2 separate regions of the Homo sapiens genome follow, and region 1 is linked to region 2. Evidence: chromatin loops called from intact Hi-C (ENCODE). Cell type or tissue: Calu3. All regions are shown on one strand. Each heading gives the region's core, and the rest is flanking DNA. Links, peaks and the distances in the headings are about the cores only. Region 1 overlaps ATP10B (ATPase phospholipid transporting 10B (putative)). Region 2 overlaps GABRB2 (gamma-aminobutyric acid type A receptor subunit beta2).

Region 1 (10,160 bases), core at 911-8,910, 720 kb before region 2:
CTCTCCTAGACCCTTCGAAGAGAGAATGGCCCGGCTGACTCTGATTTCAGACTTCTAACTGCCAGAACTGTGAACAAATACATTTCTGTTGCTTAAAGCCACAAAATGTGGTGATGTGTCATGGCAGCCCTAGGAAACTAATACATGGGTCAAGGAAAAGACTTTTTCTCTATTTTTTTTTTTTTTTTTTTTTTTTGAGGCAAAGGCTTACTCTGTCACCCAGGCTGGAGTCCAATGGTATGATCTCAGCTCACTGCAACCTCTGCCTCCCGGGTTTCAAGCAATTCTTGTGCCTCAGCCTCCCAAGTAGCTGTGATTGCAGGGATGTGCTACCATGCCCAGCTAATTTTTGTACTTTTATTCGAGATGGGGTTTCACCATGTTAGCCAGGCTGGTCTTGAACTCCTGACCTCAGATGATCCACCTGCCCGGCTTCCCAAAGTACTGGGATTACAGGCCTAAGCCACCACGCCCAGCCATGAAAAGACTGTTTCATCGTTAGTGAAATGGAAATCCATCACAGGGTGATAGGCTGTATCAAAAGCTGATTTTTTTTTTCAGGTTTGTGTTTTAAAAATGTGTCTCAAATGAGTAAAAAGAAGTCCTCGGACTCAGAACACTTCCCCACATCTTTCCAAGGCTACAATGTCTGTGCCATTTGCAGTGTCCTCCACCATGTAACTGCCCTCTGAGCAGGGACAACGTGGCACACTGGGAGATTAGTCATCTGATTTAACCGTCTCCACCATCAACCACTTGAGGTTTCAAAACATGTCCCTTCTATTTTTAAGCAAGCAGCAGTCTACTTCTGCATTATAAATTTAGTTCCCTTTTCCCCAGATACCTGGTGACGCCATGTGTTGTCCCTTGTCCTCCTCCTTCTAGCCCTCTTCAGTTCTAATGGAAAACATTACACAGTTCAAAGTCACTGTTAATTAATGCTGATGTTTGCTTTGCTGACATTGGTATGAAAAGTGCTTATTTGAGGGCGAGAGAGCATGTTTCTTCTAATTCTCAACACCACTTCAGTATGAACTTAAAAATCAATGGATGACTGGATTCAGATGAACATTTACAGTCTGAATTTTGCCATTCATGAATGCTAGCACCTGACACTTGGGGAAAAACAGGTAACTTAGGAGGAAGAATGGCCAAATGGGGAAATAGGGTAGAAGCTAGAAGGTTCTGGAGTGCACAGCTTTCTGCAGCCTGGCAGCATTTAGAGTTCTCAGCGTATTAGAGTTCTGGAGAAAATAATTTTCCTTCTTCCTTAAAATTGATGGATTCACTCATAGTTCTCATCCATTCAAGATGAAAAGTTTCCTGATTAGGAATTTGAACCTCAGTCTTTACCAGTTGTAACAAGGAATTTTGAGTTGGAGCACTCAGTGCCAGTTACTGAACCAAATGTTGCATATTCTTCATATCATTTAAGAAGGAAAATGGGCACCATTGGAGTTACAAGTCTGCAAGCTAAGGAACACCAAGGGTAGCCGGCCATCACCAGAAGCTAAGCAGCAGCAAGAAAGGCTGTCATTTATTGAGTGTCATAATCTTGGCTGGTACTTCATATACATTATTTTATATAATTCTGTCATTTCAGGGTAGTAAAGTATGAACTTGGAGTCCACACCTCGGTTTAAATCCTGGTTCTGCAACTTAGTAGCTAAACAACTTCGATTAGTTGCTTAATCTCTCTAAGCCTCAGTTTCCTCATCTATAAAATGGAAATAATAAAAATGTCAATCTTATTAAAATTAAATGAAATCCTGTAATACTGTCTGGCTTATAATGATGATTACAAGAATCATAATGATAATAGTAATAATTACTGTAGCATTTACTAAGTGCAAAGAGTTTACAAATGTGACCATTGAAAAGCAGAGAAGTCAGAAACTTGTCCTTTGTTAAACAGCTAAAGTGTGGTATAGGTGGAATTTGATCCATTAACGTTAGCCATTGTTAGGGTTATAATCTGGAGTTCTAACTACAGTGTTTTGTACAAAGTGCATGCTGAATAAATATTTGCAGACTGATAAATTATAGGCAGTATATTCTTGCCAGGGGAGAATCTTGGATCTTGTTTAATAGTCTCCACTTATATGGGATTTGGCTAATATAATTGGTTTCTTTCTTCACTGGATTCCACAGAGATAGGCCATTCCCCTTTGCTTCTCAGTGTTTGCTGAGTCTGAGCAGAAAGTATTTTCTAGCTGTGATTTGGGAAGAATGACATCAGCTTAAGAAACACATTTAAAACATCCATACTTCAAGGCTGAGGTATAGGCCTACTCTTCCAGGAAGCTTTGAAATTTCCCTTTCATTTGAAGCCCTGCAGGGCCCTTCCACCCAGGTCTTTCTTTTGCTTCTTATTAAATAGGTTTGTAATGTACTGTTTGCTGGCTCTTGGTCCCTTTGACATGCTGTAGAATCCTTGCCAGCCCTCAAAATCTCCTAGAGTTATTTTCAGGAGCTCTTTGTGGAGTTTCACATACACTGATGCAACTTTGGCCTCCTCCTTGATATCTGTGGCCCAGGAATCCACTAACGATGTATTCATCCAACATTCCAGCTGCCAGGGTCCTCTGTGAACACTGATTCTCTGTCCACGAAGCTTCCAAAGACACAAACCCTACTGGGGCTAAAATGACGCTACTTTATAGAAATACTGCAGATACTGTCCCTCTCTGCAACTTATTGTTCCACTCTGTCTTATTGATCCTGCAGTGCCTTTACTTATGCTCATCTCTCACGAAGTCCTCCAGGTAAACAGCTCCATTAGCCTCTCCTTGTATCACCTATCACCTTCAGCCTCAGACTACAGCCAGGCTGAGTGACTGGGAGATGTCTGATTTTTCCTTTGCAGCTCTTACTACAAAATGGCAATCACATATTTATTTTGTGCAAATTCCATCTAATGTCTATCTTTCCAATTAGAGGGCAAACTCCATGAGGGAATGGATTGAATATGCTTTATCATTCCTATATCCAGAGTAGCACAGTCTTGAACATAGCAGTGCTTAATAAAAATGTATTAAATGCATGACTACTTTGTTCTTCTGAACCCATTCTCCCCCAAATCAGGTATCCAGGTAAAGACGACAGGAGTTCTAACTCAAATCAATGCCTAGGAAGAGCTCAACCACTCACCTGGACCTCTAGCAATATACAGGCCAAGCCCAAGTTCACCAGTTAATGAGACAGAATCGAAACCTGGATTCCAAGTTCAGGCTTTGAGCTTAGTTAAAAGAGGTTTACGTGATCCTTCCCACACGGTTCTTCGAAACAGATTGGGAAGCTCTGGAGGTGGGAACAATGCCTTCTTCATCTTAGCATCTCCCACCTCATCTAGCATAATGCCTAGCAAAGAAGATCTTCCCAAGAAATATTTATCGGATGCAGGCAGCAAACATGATGGTCAAGATGAACGTTTGCCAGCATAGTAGAGTTCCCATTGATCTGCTGCAGTCTTCCAGCTGTGTCTGTAGAGGTGTTGGTTGAGACGTTGAAGGGATTTCTGCGACAACTTTTCCCTTCAGATTGCCTCTCTGGAAATGGTTAATACCAGTTCACATTAGGTGCGGAGAAACAATTTCCTAAAAATATAGATGGGGCATAAAAGCCTAACATAAGCTGAGGAAGATGACCACCTCATGACTGCCTTCTTCCACAGTAGTCAACGGGATGGGCTAAGGGCTTCCTGATTTGTCCCAATTTGTAAAGAATTTGTAAGCTGACATTACCTGAGGAAAAAATCAAGAACACGCCTAACTTAAAACCATTGCCTGTTTTCAAGCCAACCTATATCAGTGGTTCTCAACTGGAAGCAATTTTGTCCCCCAGAGGACATTTGGCAATGTCTAGAGGCATTTTTGGTTGTCGCACCTGGGGAAGTCTACCGATATCTAGATGAGACAATGCCTGCGATATTGTTAAACATCTATGGTGAATGCACAGAACATTTCCCACCAGTCATCTCCCCAACAAAACATCAGTAGAACTGAAGGGGAGAAACCCTGACTTAGACAAGTTCAAAATGCATGGTAAGGGACACTGCTAAGTTCACATGGAGAGCCTGATACCTACTGCTTAAGGCACTTGAGTTCTTTTCCATTTCTTCCAGCCTAAAGTTAGTTGCTAATGGCTTCAGCCTCCTGAATGTGGAGACTGTACATTAGGGGGCAGCTTGGTTTCAGACTTGCAACCGCTGCTGTGTCAGGATTCAAAGTATCAGAGTGTGTGTGGGGATGCTTTTGTCTGGCTTCTTCTCATCTTTCTCTTGCTGAGCTCAAGTGGGAGGTTTCTCTTCAGTTTCACGATTCTTCATCCCCCATCCCCATTCCAGAAAAAGGCAGGAGGGGAGATAATTGGGGGACAACATAAGGTTGTCAGCTGCTTGCTCAGAAGGAAGGAGTTACTTCCAGCTGAACTCACTCTCCTGCACATGCTCCCTGGGCAGACTTTTGCTATCATGGGCTTTCTCCGTGACATGCTCCTGTTCAAAAGGCTTCTGTTGGCTCACTTGGCATGGTGGGCTTGGAACCAGCTGACCTGGGCTTGACTAGCTATATAACTTTAGATCTCTAAACCTCAGTTTTTTTCCTTTTTGTTGAAGGAGGATGTTGTCATCAACTGTTTAGGTTGTGCTATATGGATTAAGAAACCACACTATCACTGCTGTTGACCACTACCCCAGTTAACATTGCCATGAAGATTATCACGTACCAGGAACTGTGCTAAATGCTTTACACATTATTTGATTTAAGCTTCATTGTAACCTACTTTTTAGAGGCATCAACTGAGGCATAGGAAGAGGCTACTTGGGCCAGGCACGGCGGCTCACACCTGTAATCCCAGCACTTTGGGAGGCTGAGGAGGGCAGATCACAAGGTCAGGAGTTCAAGACCAGCTTGGCCAACATGGTGAAACCCCGTCCCTACTAAAAATACAAAAATTAGCCGGGCGTGGTGGTGCATGCCTGTAATCCCAGCTTCTTGGGAGCCTGAGGCAGGAGAATCATTGGAACCCCGGAGGTGGAGGTTGCAGTGAGCCAAGATCATACCACTGTACTCCAGCCTGGGTGACAGAGCAAGACTCCATCTCAAAAAAATAAAATAAATAAAAAGAGGTTACTTGTTCAAGGTCACATAGCTTGTACTTGGTAGAATAATTTAAACCTGGTGGTCCTACCACTAAACTCTCCTTAATTAATACTGAGAAAGAGCTCTGGATAATGTGAGGTGCTATGCAATCTCAGAATCTTTTCCCCATGATTTATATTTGTTATTTATTTAACTGGTATTTATTGAGTGCCTCTTAGATGTCAGAGACTATGCTAGAGGAGGTCAACACAGATTTTTTTTTTCAACGTTGCCCCTGTAGGATTCATGGGGAGGCAGAAATCAAATTTCTGACTCCAGTTCCTGACTGGAACTGGAGTTACTGTGCCCTGATGTCCTCCTGTGTTCCAGAGCAGATTCAGTGCAAAAATACAAAACAAAAACAAAACTAAGTCAAATGTCCTACCCTTGCACCCATACATAGAGATAAGCAGATCTATTTGGCCAAATAGCTACTTCTATAAGGGATGAGGGTTGTGTGTTGTGTAGTCATCACTTCCTTAGGAAACATTTTTCATCTTTGTCAAAGTCCCCTTTTTGCAGTCTTATTGTAGTATGCACTTCTCCTTCTCAGCAGTTGTCTGGTCTCAATTGTATACTCATATGTGTGTATGTGATAAATAGATGAACTATGTTGTACTGTTTTGTTCATCATTTGTTCCTCAGTGTCTACTTCTGGGGTGGAATATAGAGAGTGTTCTATAAATATCTAATAAATGAACTTGAGTTCATACTATGTGTCAGCTCCTGTGCTAGGATCTTCACGTGCATTATCTTACATGTGAGAATGGATGAGTACTGACATTTTCCAGAGGGGGAAAACAGGCTTATGAGCCCATAGTCATATAGCTGGTAAATTAGGATTCTAACCCAGGTTCATATAGATCCAAAGACCCATGTCCCTTTAGTATCAAACTAGACTGGAGTTTGAAAACTACACATTTGCAAATTTGCAATCATCTTGCAGAGAGTATGATCACAGTGGGGACTGTGAGCTCCAGATTCAGTCATTTTGAGTTCAAATCTTGGTTCCATTACTTCACAACTGTTGGACCTTGGGATATGTGTGCATCTTATGACTCACTTTTCCTTATAAATAAAATAGAAATAAAAAACAGTAGCACCTCATGATGTTATTGTGAAGGCTAGTTGGATTACAGCTGTCCCTGCATATATGCAAGAGATTGGTTTCAGTAACCCCCCACCACCAAAATCCATTCATACCAAAGTCCTGCTGTCAGTATTGCAGAATTATGTGTACCAAAAAATGGCCTTCCAGATACATGGGTTCCCTCAAATATTGTATTTTCAATTTGTATTTGGCCAAAAAAAAGCTGTGCATACATGGACCCGTGCAGCTCAAACCTGTGCTATTCAAGGGTCAACTAAATTTGTGACGTGTTTAGAATAGTGCTTGGCACATTGTATGTGTCTATATATTACATGTGTTTGCTTTTATTCTCCTTGTTGGAGAAAGAAGAGCTTTAAAGACTATATATCATTGTTTATGTATCATTTTTAGGATTCTGCACATGAAGTATACTAATCTGATAAGAAATGTTGAAATTTATGTGCTGATGACAAAAATAATTTAGCAGTAATTAATAATAATGTGTGTCTCCTGCATGGCAGCTCCTCAGCGTATCCACATTAAACAATCACTTGTATTTAACAACATCTTGTTAAATTTAATTGTCTTGTTAAATCTGAATTAAGTGTGTCTTAAAGAAGCTATTTAGATCATCACTGAGGTTTTAAGCTGTCTGCTCATTTTAGAAATTGAACCAGAGCTGCCCAGAATGCTGTTAATTTCAGGTTTGGCACACGCATGTGGACATTTCTGGGTTACTACACTAACTGGGTCACGCTCACCTGGAAGGGCCACCAAGACTAACCCACATTCTCCAGAGCCAGAAACCTGTCTCGCCGCCTGCCTGCCAGGGCCCCAGGTACAGTGAAATGTGAGGCACTTAAGAGCATTTACACGGTGTGGGCAGTGGCCCCTAGTGCCCCAGAGGCTCTTGTTATCTTGTCTGTGTTTGACTGCTGTTTATGTGTGTGAGCAGCCGGCTCCAGATTTAGGGTGGAGAGGGTATTAGTCAGGGTTCTCCAGAGAAACAGAACCAAGAAGATATGTATGTGTGTGCATATTTATATTTACTATAAGGAATCGGCTCACACAATGATGGAGGCCAAGAGGTCCTGCAATCTGTCATCTGCAAGCTGGAGATGGGGGAAAGCCAGTGGTTCCAAGCCCTAAGGCCTCAGAACCAGCAGAACCAATAATGTACATCCTAGTCCAAGGGCAGGAGACCCATGGCCTAGCTCAAGGCATCAGGCAGAGAGAGTGAGTTCTCCCTTCCTCCACTTTTGTGTTCTCTTTTGGTCCTCAACAGATTGTATAAAGCCCACCCACACTGGGGACAGCCATCTGCTTTACTCTGTCCACCAGTTCAAATGTTAATCTCTTCTGGAAACACTCTCACAGATACACCCAGAAATCATGTTTAACCGGATACCTGGGCATCCTGTAGTCTAGTCAAATTGATACATAAAATTAACCATCACAGAGGGATTCCATGTAAAGAGAGTTGCCAGTCCAATTACACTCCCCTGACCCAGATAAAGGTCAACTGTGTTCCTGACACAGATCAAGGTAAGCAGGCAATCAGCATAACATCTGAAAAACAAGCTAGCAGGCTGAGTTTTGGAGGGCAGACAGATCCTGCCATCTTTCCTTCATAAGAAAACACACACATAAGGTTATCCCCCAGAACCTAGGGAATAAGGTTCAGACAACAAAAATGCAAGCTGAGAGTGGGGTTTCTTTTTACCGCTGTTTGTCTTTCAGAACTTTGGCGAAGAGGTCTTGGGAAGATGATCTTTATTGTCTAAGGAAGGGGGGGATAATGATGATAGGAACAACAACAATGATTAACATGGACTGAACTCTTAGCATGTGCTAGGCGTTTGACTAATATGTTTTTAATCCACTCAACAACCCTATTTACACAGATGCTATTTTTATTCCCATTTTATAGTTGAGGTAATTGAGAGGACAGAGTTTGAGTAACTTATTCAAGGTCACTTATCTGTAAATGGCAGAGTAAAGACTTAATCTTGGGAAATATGTATTCTTGACCAATATGCCATCCTGCCTTCTAGAATTCACCATCTTTTGCAGATGTTTATGGCAACAGAGCACTTTGTCACCCTCCAGTTACTGTAGGGAAATTTCCTTCATGTAGGAGGTCAACAGAGTGCAAATGAAATTAGCCTCATTTTCAAGAAAAGAAAAGACAAACGGGGAAGAAAAAGTACAGAGATGCACAGCTCAACCCAGTAAAGAGAGAATCTAGCAATAAATTAGAACCATGGTAGAAAACGATACATATACCTGTTAAAAAGGAATGAACAGTTCTGTTCCACCAATATGGAAATTACAAGGGAGAAATCAAGGGGCAGAAATGTATCTATAGTTGCTCGTATTGTGTTGCAAAAATAAAATTTACATGTATGTTTATAAATGCATGAAGTTTGCTGGTAAGAGTGATTGTCTCTGGTAAGGGAAACTATTTGGTGAGGGGCAAGGAAGGAGGGAAACTTAATTTTCACTGTAAACCATTTTTTTTGGCTTTTAAGTATTGTGCCATATGCCTAGATTACCTATTCAAAATGGACTTTTTAAGTTAGAGCTGAGAAAGAGAATGGGCTGTGCTTTGAGATGCTGAGCACACAGAGAATATTTAGACAGTGAGGATACCTTATCAGAGATGTTGTAAAGAATACTTTGATAACTCAGCACTCAACAATTGGATACTTTTTTTAAGCACATGTGTAACAGATTTTATAAAGCTATAATAATTAAACACAATGTATTAACTCAAGGGTAGACAAACAGTCCAATGAAATAGAATGGAAAATTGAGAAACTGATGGAGGAAGGATGGACCTCCATAGTGATAAATAGCATTAGGATAACTGAACACTCTCTGTATCCATATGATAAAAACAGAACTATTTGATCATACAATATATAATATTCTAGATGAATTCTTTTTAAATGTGATAATGTTGAATTTAATCTGAATGCTGTATTCCCTAAAATGCAGCGATAGCAGAGAAATCTCTTTATGCTTCTAAGTTTCTAGAACTGACCAACTACAATGGGCTACCCTGCTCTCACATGTTCCTACATATGGCTGACTTCTACCTTTCTCAGTGAATATGACTCCTTTTTGTACCTGCCTTTAAAAAGCCCCAAGTCCCCTGGTCTTTTACTTGAGATGCTTCTCATTAATGAATGCTATCTCTACTATAATAGCTTGAATAAAATAATCTCCATTGTCAAAAAACAGACGGGAGAGAGTTCTAAAGAAACATACTCAAAGTCAATATGAACACCTTGACTGGATCTTTATTCCATTAAAAAATCTGTAAAAGACACACTTGGAAAAGTGGAGAAGTTTAAATATGGACTGAATATTAGAATGCGTTGAATTATGGTAAATCTTCTAAGGTGTGACAATAAAATTGTGTTTGTGTAAGAAAAAAAGAAGACTTTGGAGAAAAGATTGGGGCTTCGAAACTTTCTAATGAATTTGCGATTTTATTATTCTGATATCCCCGGAAATGGTGATTGTAGCATATTCCCTATGAGGACAATACTTTGAGCATGGCAAGTTGTCTCTGAGAGTTATCAGAGGATCCTATACCATGAGCATGGCTTTGGTGACTTCAAAACTTTTGTGGACAAATTTGACTTTGTGTGTTCTGTTTTTGCTAATCATTTATCCTTCAAAAGGCTGAAGAATCTATATCATCACCTCTCCTCCACTTCCTAATTATCATTCCATTTAATCAGTTTTAAATAAACCTTTCCCTACCTTAACTGGATTGGCCACATTATTCTCTCTCCCTGGAATGTTCTGCCCCAAACTCTTGGTATGACTGGATCTTTCTTATCCTTCCCATTCAACCCAAATTAGCCATTTACAGGAAGATTTTCTGTTACCATTTTATCTAGGCAGATCCTCCATTG
Region 2 (8,000 bases), core at 1-8,000:
AGCTCTCTGGGTTCAGACCCTTCAGTGCTGTGAAACTGGTTCACAAAAATGCATATACCCTATGCTAGCTGGTACTGTAGCTAATCCCAGAAAAGAAATTCTGTTGTTTTGGTGTGGGCTCCAGGACTATGGACAAAGGATATTTACCTTAGTGAAATGAATGAAAAAAGCACTGCCAAACTCCTCATCACAGCTTGCCATATTAGACCCTAATGATCAATACATCTTGCCAACAATCAATAGTTGCTGCAATACATTGACTCACAAAACAGGGATAAAATAATACTTATTGATTTTTATGCTGTCTGAAGGAGGTCTATGTCTTGTTGCCTGTGACTGAGAACATCCATGATTTACAACACTTAATTGAATGTGTCAATTCTTTAGACTAAGACAATTTCCTATGGACGGGCAAGCTGGAGGACTACTTGTTTTACTGCTTTTCTGAGGTTACCCAATGCATTAAAATGAAATGGTGCTTGGCAAGTCCTAGCTGCCCCTTTAGGATTTACTATTAGGTTTATTGGCTCTTTGAAGGAATATATTTGGTGTTTGCCCCAAGTACCTTACCCATAATCACTAAAACCTCCACCACTCTTTATTCCTATCTTTATTTTTTGTTACCTTGATTATACTTCCAATAACTTGCTTCCTGAATCAGTAAGTAGAGCAGTGAATGTGAGTCTGTAGAATCAGAATTCTAGTTGAAATTCTATTTACGAACCATATAACTTTAGGTGATAACCAGATGCTTAAATTTCTGGAGTTTATTTTCGAAAAAAAAGAAAGCAAAGAAGGAAGGAGAGCAGTAGGAAAGGAAGTAATGAAGAAAGGAAAGGATGAGGAAAGAAAGAAGAAACACAAACACTTGTTATGTTCACCTCACAGAAACGGTGGGAAAATCAAATGATGTGGATCATATTAATCAAAATCAAACGAAGTGGATCATCACTTTTAAAGTCCCAGAATGTGGTAAAAATGTTAGTGTTGGTATTATCATTGTTGTACATATTTATACTCAATCAGGAAACGCCACTGGTAAAACAGAGTAAAGTTCAGAATGTGATAGCTCTTAATGCATGGTAAAAGACCATATCTAAACCAACTTATGGAGGTTGATACCTGAACAAGTTTGTAATGTCAAAGTCATAAATCTCTGCCTCAACAAAGCAGGTAAACCAAACTTTGAAGGTAGAATGGGCCATGTGTTCTGAATCTTTGTATTTTATTTTACAATTTTTTAATACTCTGAGAAAGACCTTGACAAATATTTCCAAATGAATCAGAGAAGATTGAGTTGCCTTTCTAGCATTACTAAGCTGCACAACCAGTTCCTTAATTTTTCCTCTATCACAGAAGTCAAATAGAAGTTATAAAGTTAGTAGGACATCTGCATTTCCCTACGTGCAATCCTATGCTATTTTCAGTAAGAAGGGTGTCATTTTCTGTATATGAATCTTGGATCTTTGTCATTTGAAGATAAAGCTCTTGATAGCCTCATGTACATTTAATAGGCCCCTAGGTGTTATCACACATTTGAGATTAGACACATTTGATTCAGAAATAAAACTACCTCTGGAAAGAGTATCCAGTTTTGCATTTAGCTTTTCAATAAAATTCTTCTCAGCCTTGTGAACTGACATTACCATATAAAAAATACAGCATCCAACAACACTACTGCAGACTCCTGCAGGCACGATACCTTGGGAGGATTATACCTCTAAAGCACTACAGAGTTAGCAATGCACTTATTCTGAAAAACAATTGCAAACTACTCTGTCGGAAAAAAGCAAACTTTCTGATAAACAACACAACCACTGCTTGTCAGCTCTTTTTCTAGCCTAATAAGCAATGCTTGTTTTTTTCTACTTCTTTCCAACTTTGGTTGCAAATTTTAAAATAAAGATCTAGTGTTTTTTTTTCTTTTTGTAACTCAAAGATTTTGAGGATTTCAAGACTAAAAGGATATATCAACCCCTTCCTTTCTTCTCCCCACAGAAATGGAACTAAGTTCCAGAAAAACAACAACGAAAAGAGACATACTCAAGGTCACTCATGAGTGAGTAGGTGTATCAGGTTTAAAATCTGGGTGTCCTGAATCGTAGCCCAGTGTCCTAGGATTCTCCTTTAACATACAGCTGTTTTGACCATTAAATTTTAATGTGTTTTTCCGGATATTATCATTATTGACTTGGTGTTAATTATGTATAAACACAGGTCATGAGTGTTTCGGAGGTTTTGTGACATCATGTAAAATTAAATTTGTGTATGTGTGTGTGTGTGTAATATTATTAATAGATATAATTTATTGAGTTTTAGTATGTGCAGATAATTTTAATAAGCCTTATACATATAGTAAATCATTTAATTTTTGGAATCTTTTGAGCTTGATACTATTATTATTTATATTCATACCCAAATTATTCATATGGAGGAGAAAAGTTATGATTTAATAAATTAAGTAATTTGGACCATATAACATAGCTAGTAAGTGGCAGAGCCAAGATTCCTTAACCCAGGTCTTTAACTACTATGAACTGCTACCAATGTTTATAAACACATCAAGTGAAAATACATGCATCCTACAAACTTTCACAAGTAATCCTACCTTTATTAGTTTTAAGAAAAAATTCCTGCATTTCTACCAGTTGGAGAAGTAACAACCAAATGCATTTAATTCTAATCAAGCTAAAAATCCGACTGTGTTACATTTGTTCTTTAAATACATTTCAACCAATTTCAAAGACATTCAATATTAAAAGACATTCAAGAATTGTAGTTAAAATTGGACTCTGACAGGCCACATTAGTTCATTGCTGACTTTCCTGCTTTTCTTACATCTGAAATTACAACAATTTCAGATGTAAGAAAGTTAAGGTTAAGTTGAGGTTAAGTTACAACAATTAAACCTCATTTATGTACAATCTGGTACTCCTGCTTGGCTCTGTTCTTTGGTTCAGTTTTTAACCCTAGCCATAATTTCAGTGTACAAATTTTGGAAATGAATGTTGTCTGCATAACGATGTCAAGTTGCATCTGGTGACCAACAAATAAGAACTACACTTTGAAGAGTTCTGAATATTCTATTGTCACCTCCATTGCTACACAGGATCTTATATATATACTGTAGGACTACTATGATCCTGCAGTATAAAAGCTTCCAGAGAAAATTCCAAAAATCAAAGGAAATATTCTGAGTAGATACTGAAAGTCGAATGGAAGCAAGAATTTCAATTTCTGAAGGAAACAATAATTTTGTTGTTCTATAACTTCTTAGTAGCAAGAAAAACTAATAAAAGGGATTGGAGGTTATTCTGACATCAATTTCAGTAGTTTCTTATCTAACCACCACTAGTCAGATTCCTTTTGAGTTAGACATGACTTGGTTAGAATAGTCAGAAAAACAGACATGGCCCTGACTTCATGAAGCACAGTCTAATGGGATCTGAGATTATTTCTTCAGTAGAATGAAACTTTTAAGAACCAAGAGTAGAAAATATTGTATTAATTCTCCTTCTTACATTAATGTAAACATTAATGTTCTCAAAAGTATCCATATGGTATTTGGCCATAAAACTTCATAATTTACTACAAAGCAAACTTGAACATAAGCTACAATCACTCTCCTCATTTTATAGTAGAAATGTGACAGTAAAATATGTAGAACTCTTTAAACAATGATTCTTATTTGCTGGCAAGCAGACGCAACTTGATATCTATAGACAGACAACATCAATTTCTGGAGTTTGTATCCTGAAATTATGGCTAAGAGTAAAAATTAAACCAAAGAGCAGACCTGAGCAGGAGCACCAGATTGTACATAAAGTGAGATTCCATTGTTGTGACTTAACAGTTAGCAAACAGCAAATACACCATAATACCTCAGATGTAAGAAAAGCAGAAAAGTTAGCAATGAACTGATTTAGCCAATCAGATCAAGAAAGCCAAGTTTTAACGCAATCCTAGTGAGAATCTTTATTAACACTGAAAAAAATTCTTTAAAATAGATTAATAGAATAGAATACAACATGATCTGTTTTTAATGCAAACCTCAGACTCATTAATATGAGGCAGAGACCCTCATATTATTTTCTGTAATTCTTTCAATTTTACTACTAAAGATATTTTGCTTCTTACACTTTCCATAACATGATTTTTTCCATAAAATGTATTTAGCTATGAAATCTCACACTTTCAACACAATTCTTATTTAATTTGAACCATAGCTCATTCGAGTAAAGTCTTAGCAAATATATAAGCATGAAAAATAAGTAATAATATACAATTAAATAGGCTATGGCTTTCATTTCTTGTTTATATACAAAGTACTTTCTATTTTATGTTGTAGTTAATGCTCAGAATCAGAACAAAAATTTCTGTACCAACCAGGCAGTATTTTGGACTTTGCAAGCCATATAGTCTCTCTTCTAGCTACTCAATTCTGTGTTGGGAGTGCAAAAGCAAGCATAGACAGTGTGTAACCTAATGGATACAAGTGTGCCCTAATAAAAATTTATTCATCAAAACAGTCACCTGGTCAGATCTGGCTGACCCCTGATCTAAAACATCAATAATGTTTTGGCCAACACGAGTTAAATAGAGATAAGCATGATCATCAAGATCATTGTTCCCTGAATTCCAGTTTAACAAATAAAATATTCCAATGTATATCTTTGAAGATAAAAATTTAATAATTTTTAGATTGGAAAATAAATATATAGACCATTAAGAGTAAAAAAGGTCTTTCAATTGTAATTTAGTAAGCATTCTATTTACGAAAGTATTTTCTCTGTATTTTTTACAAAAATATACAGAACTAATACACAATTGTCAAAAGACCACACTTCTCTTGATACATCAAATCAGAAGCCTGAAATTATAGAAATGTAGTGCATTATATACTTTAATATGAAAACAACCATCTAGTATAGATATTTCATTTCACATTTGAAATGTATATTTAGTAAAATAATGCATAATAGCATGGGATACCAGCTTTGTTTTAATTTGCCTAGATTGAATTATAAGAAGCACTTTTTCTTATCCAAGGACATAATTCTTTCAAACTGACACAAGTGGCATTGTTATTTATTTTACCTTATATCCCATCCAACTAATGCATCTAACTTAAGTTTCCCAGTATTAAATAAATCAACCTGGGGGTGATAAGTTCTTATTTAAACAGAAAAAATAAAAATTTCATACCCAAATTTATATATATATGTGTGTAGAGGTGAGTGTACACATGCACATATCTACATGTATGACAACGAAATATTGCATGCTGTTGATAAGGCTGGCCTAGTTGATATAAATTCTTTTCTCCTACAATTTCTGAGCTTTTGCCTTCTTCTCAAAGGTACATTTGATATAACCAACACAGGAGTTACAATTCAATGAAAGACTTTCTAAATCTTCTAAAATGTATATGGTATATGTATTCCAAAAGACATAACATATTTTGAGATAATTTCTGGAAATCTTGAACTTCATGCACAACTAAACCATTCTTAGCTGAGTGGATCAACATGATAATAAAAATTGTTCGGTAAAGTAGACTGGCAATTCAATGTGTTCAAAATGGTCAAACCAATTGTGAACTTAGACTACCATAGTGGGAGAGCTTTTGTGACCCTCAGTCTTTAGGTGATCAAGCCTCTGAATGTAAGTCATGTCCTGGTTTAGTATTGAATGGAGACAAGTTATCACTCTAAAACAGGTGTATGAGGCACTATCACACACATTGTGTCAGTTAAGCTGTTTTATTCTGAGTGTAGATGCTCTTATTATGGAAGATCTCTTATTTGTAATGATATCATTTATATTTCAATTAAGGGACAACAGAGTTTAGACACAGCATGTGCTGATGATTTGGCTTACTACATTCAAAGAAGTTTTTTTTTTTTATTTCTATAAGACATCCAAAGCACCTCATGCATACATTGAAATGGAAATGCTAGCCTAAGTTGTAAAGTTAAAAGACAACCATCTTCTGATAGTTATATAATCTTTGTTCATTTGGCCAAGAATCAAAAATAGTAATTGAATATAAGAATCCCATTGACAATAACCATAAAAACTATAAAGTACTGAAGTATAAATTTAACAAGAATTATGTAAGACGTATGGGCACAATTTAGTAAGAAATATGCAAGACCTACATGGAGAAAACTAAAATTTTACCGAAGAACATAACAGAACATGTATAAAACAGGAAACATACCGTGTCCTTCAATAGAAAGAACCAATCCCGTTGAGAAGTAAATTTCCTTCTGTATTCCTCAATAAATTTTAAAGCAATTACAACAAAAATAGGGGTAGCATTTTTAAATTGCCAAAACTTAAAGATTGTATGGAAGCATAACTATTTCATAATGGCCAAGTATAATTAAGTAGAAACATAATAAGATATCTGTCTTACATTTAACGTTAGAGTAATTAAAACCACATAGTGTTGGCACAAAAATAGGGAGAAATATTAATGAAGCAAATTACAGGGTAGAAACACAGACCTAAGGACAAGAAGGATTTCCTATGTGGTAAAGAACATTTCAAATTAGTAGTGAAAGGACAGATTATTTCAGTAAATTTTATTATTACAACTATCTGTCAATCAATCTACCTACCTGTCTACCTATCAGTATTTCTGCTTCAGAACTTACCCCAAAATATATTTCAAATGAACTCAAATTTTATATGAAAATTTTCATAAAATACTGGAATAATATCTGAATATTTATTTTTTAAAAATATTGGTGTGGAGTTTTCAAAGTCTGAAAACCAGGATCAAAAATCATAAAGTAAGAAATAACCCTATTTTGGTGTGCATAAATAAAAACCTTCTGGACAATCAAATATATTATTCACAAAGTTATTATACAAGGAAATAAGTCTGCAATATGTGATATAGGCTCAATAGCCTTAATACATAAAAAGTTACAACAAATCAATAAGAAAAAAATGAATTGTCCAATAGAAAATAAATTAATAAATGACATAAAAAGGCAACTCAGGGAGAAGAAATACAAATGGCCTATAAACACGGAAGAGTGTCTGAGATAGTTAACTGGCAATAAAATTTAGTTAATCATGGAAATTAACTATTTTACAGATTAGCAAAGATGAAAAGAATGTATATACTGACAGAAATGCCCAGGACTGAGAGGTGTGACACAGGTGGTGTGAATATAAACTAGCACACTTTTAAGGAACCGTGGCTTTGTAACAAGTATCAGTGCCTAAAATATACATGTTCTGGGGTCCAGTAATCCAACTCCTAAGAATTTACCAAAGAAAATAATTTTACAAATGCATCAAATATGAATACACAGGAGTGTTTAATATAACTTAGTTCACAATAGCCAAAGAACCCAAATGATCATAATGTCCATGAACAGAGGACTGATTGAACAAGTATGCTGCATTCACACAAGGGAATTCTATGCAACTGTTATAAAAATTATAGATTACATCAAGAGATGTTCACAAAACATTAAGAGCAAAAATCATATTTGAAACACAATATATAACACATTTTATTTCATGTGCATTCATGTGAATTCCTATGAAGTCTGAAGATACTGTGATCGTTTTGCTAACAGTAGTTGTATCTGGGTGATGACACTGAGATCTTCATTTTCATTATTGTTTATTATGTTTACCGATTTCTACAGTGGACATAAATAAGTAACAAAAATGATTCTGATAAAAATATGCCAGAATATTAAGAAAATTATGCAACAAGGAAATTTACCTGCTTTACAAAGTAAACATAATGGCTTTCATTTAATTTTCATAATTTCTAAATATAGAAATAGTTTTCTAGAATTTAAGAAATTTGTACAGGTTTAAATATCATCAGTGACAAATTCAGGACAATGCCAGGACTGCCAAGTCTCCTGTCTTTGATACAAATGTTGACCTTTTCAGAATAATTACAGAAATAATTTATCAAAAAATGTAATAACATCTTTTAACCTAAGGATTGTTTGCTTTCCAAA

What was found. A loop is a pair of places that touch in the nucleus more often than their neighbours do. Peaks named below come from ENCODE experiments on the same cell type or tissue, not always from the same donor. Only the 100,000 strongest peaks of a DNase experiment are listed, where the experiment ranks them.
Region 1: a loop joins it to region 2, with 2.5 times the contacts of the local background. A loop is called at or near these places in 3 of 110 quality-filtered maps.

Annotation. Positions count from the first base shown.
Region 1 is chr5:160,798,573-160,808,732 of GRCh38, forward strand. All of the region lies in intron 1 of ATP10B (ATPase phospholipid transporting 10B (putative)), which reads right to left. Among named protein-coding and RNA genes, the nearest start is that of ATP10B, 49 kb to the right of the region's middle. In Calu3, for the core only: no CTCF peak of the experiment used is centred there; a DNase peak (open chromatin) is centred at 4,189.
Region 2 is chr5:161,520,673-161,528,672 of GRCh38, forward strand. The region is part of intron 3 of GABRB2 (gamma-aminobutyric acid type A receptor subunit beta2); the gene reads right to left. Among named protein-coding and RNA genes, the nearest start is that of GABRB2, 22 kb to the right of the region's middle. In Calu3, for the core only: no CTCF peak of the experiment used is centred there; no DNase peak of the experiment used is centred there.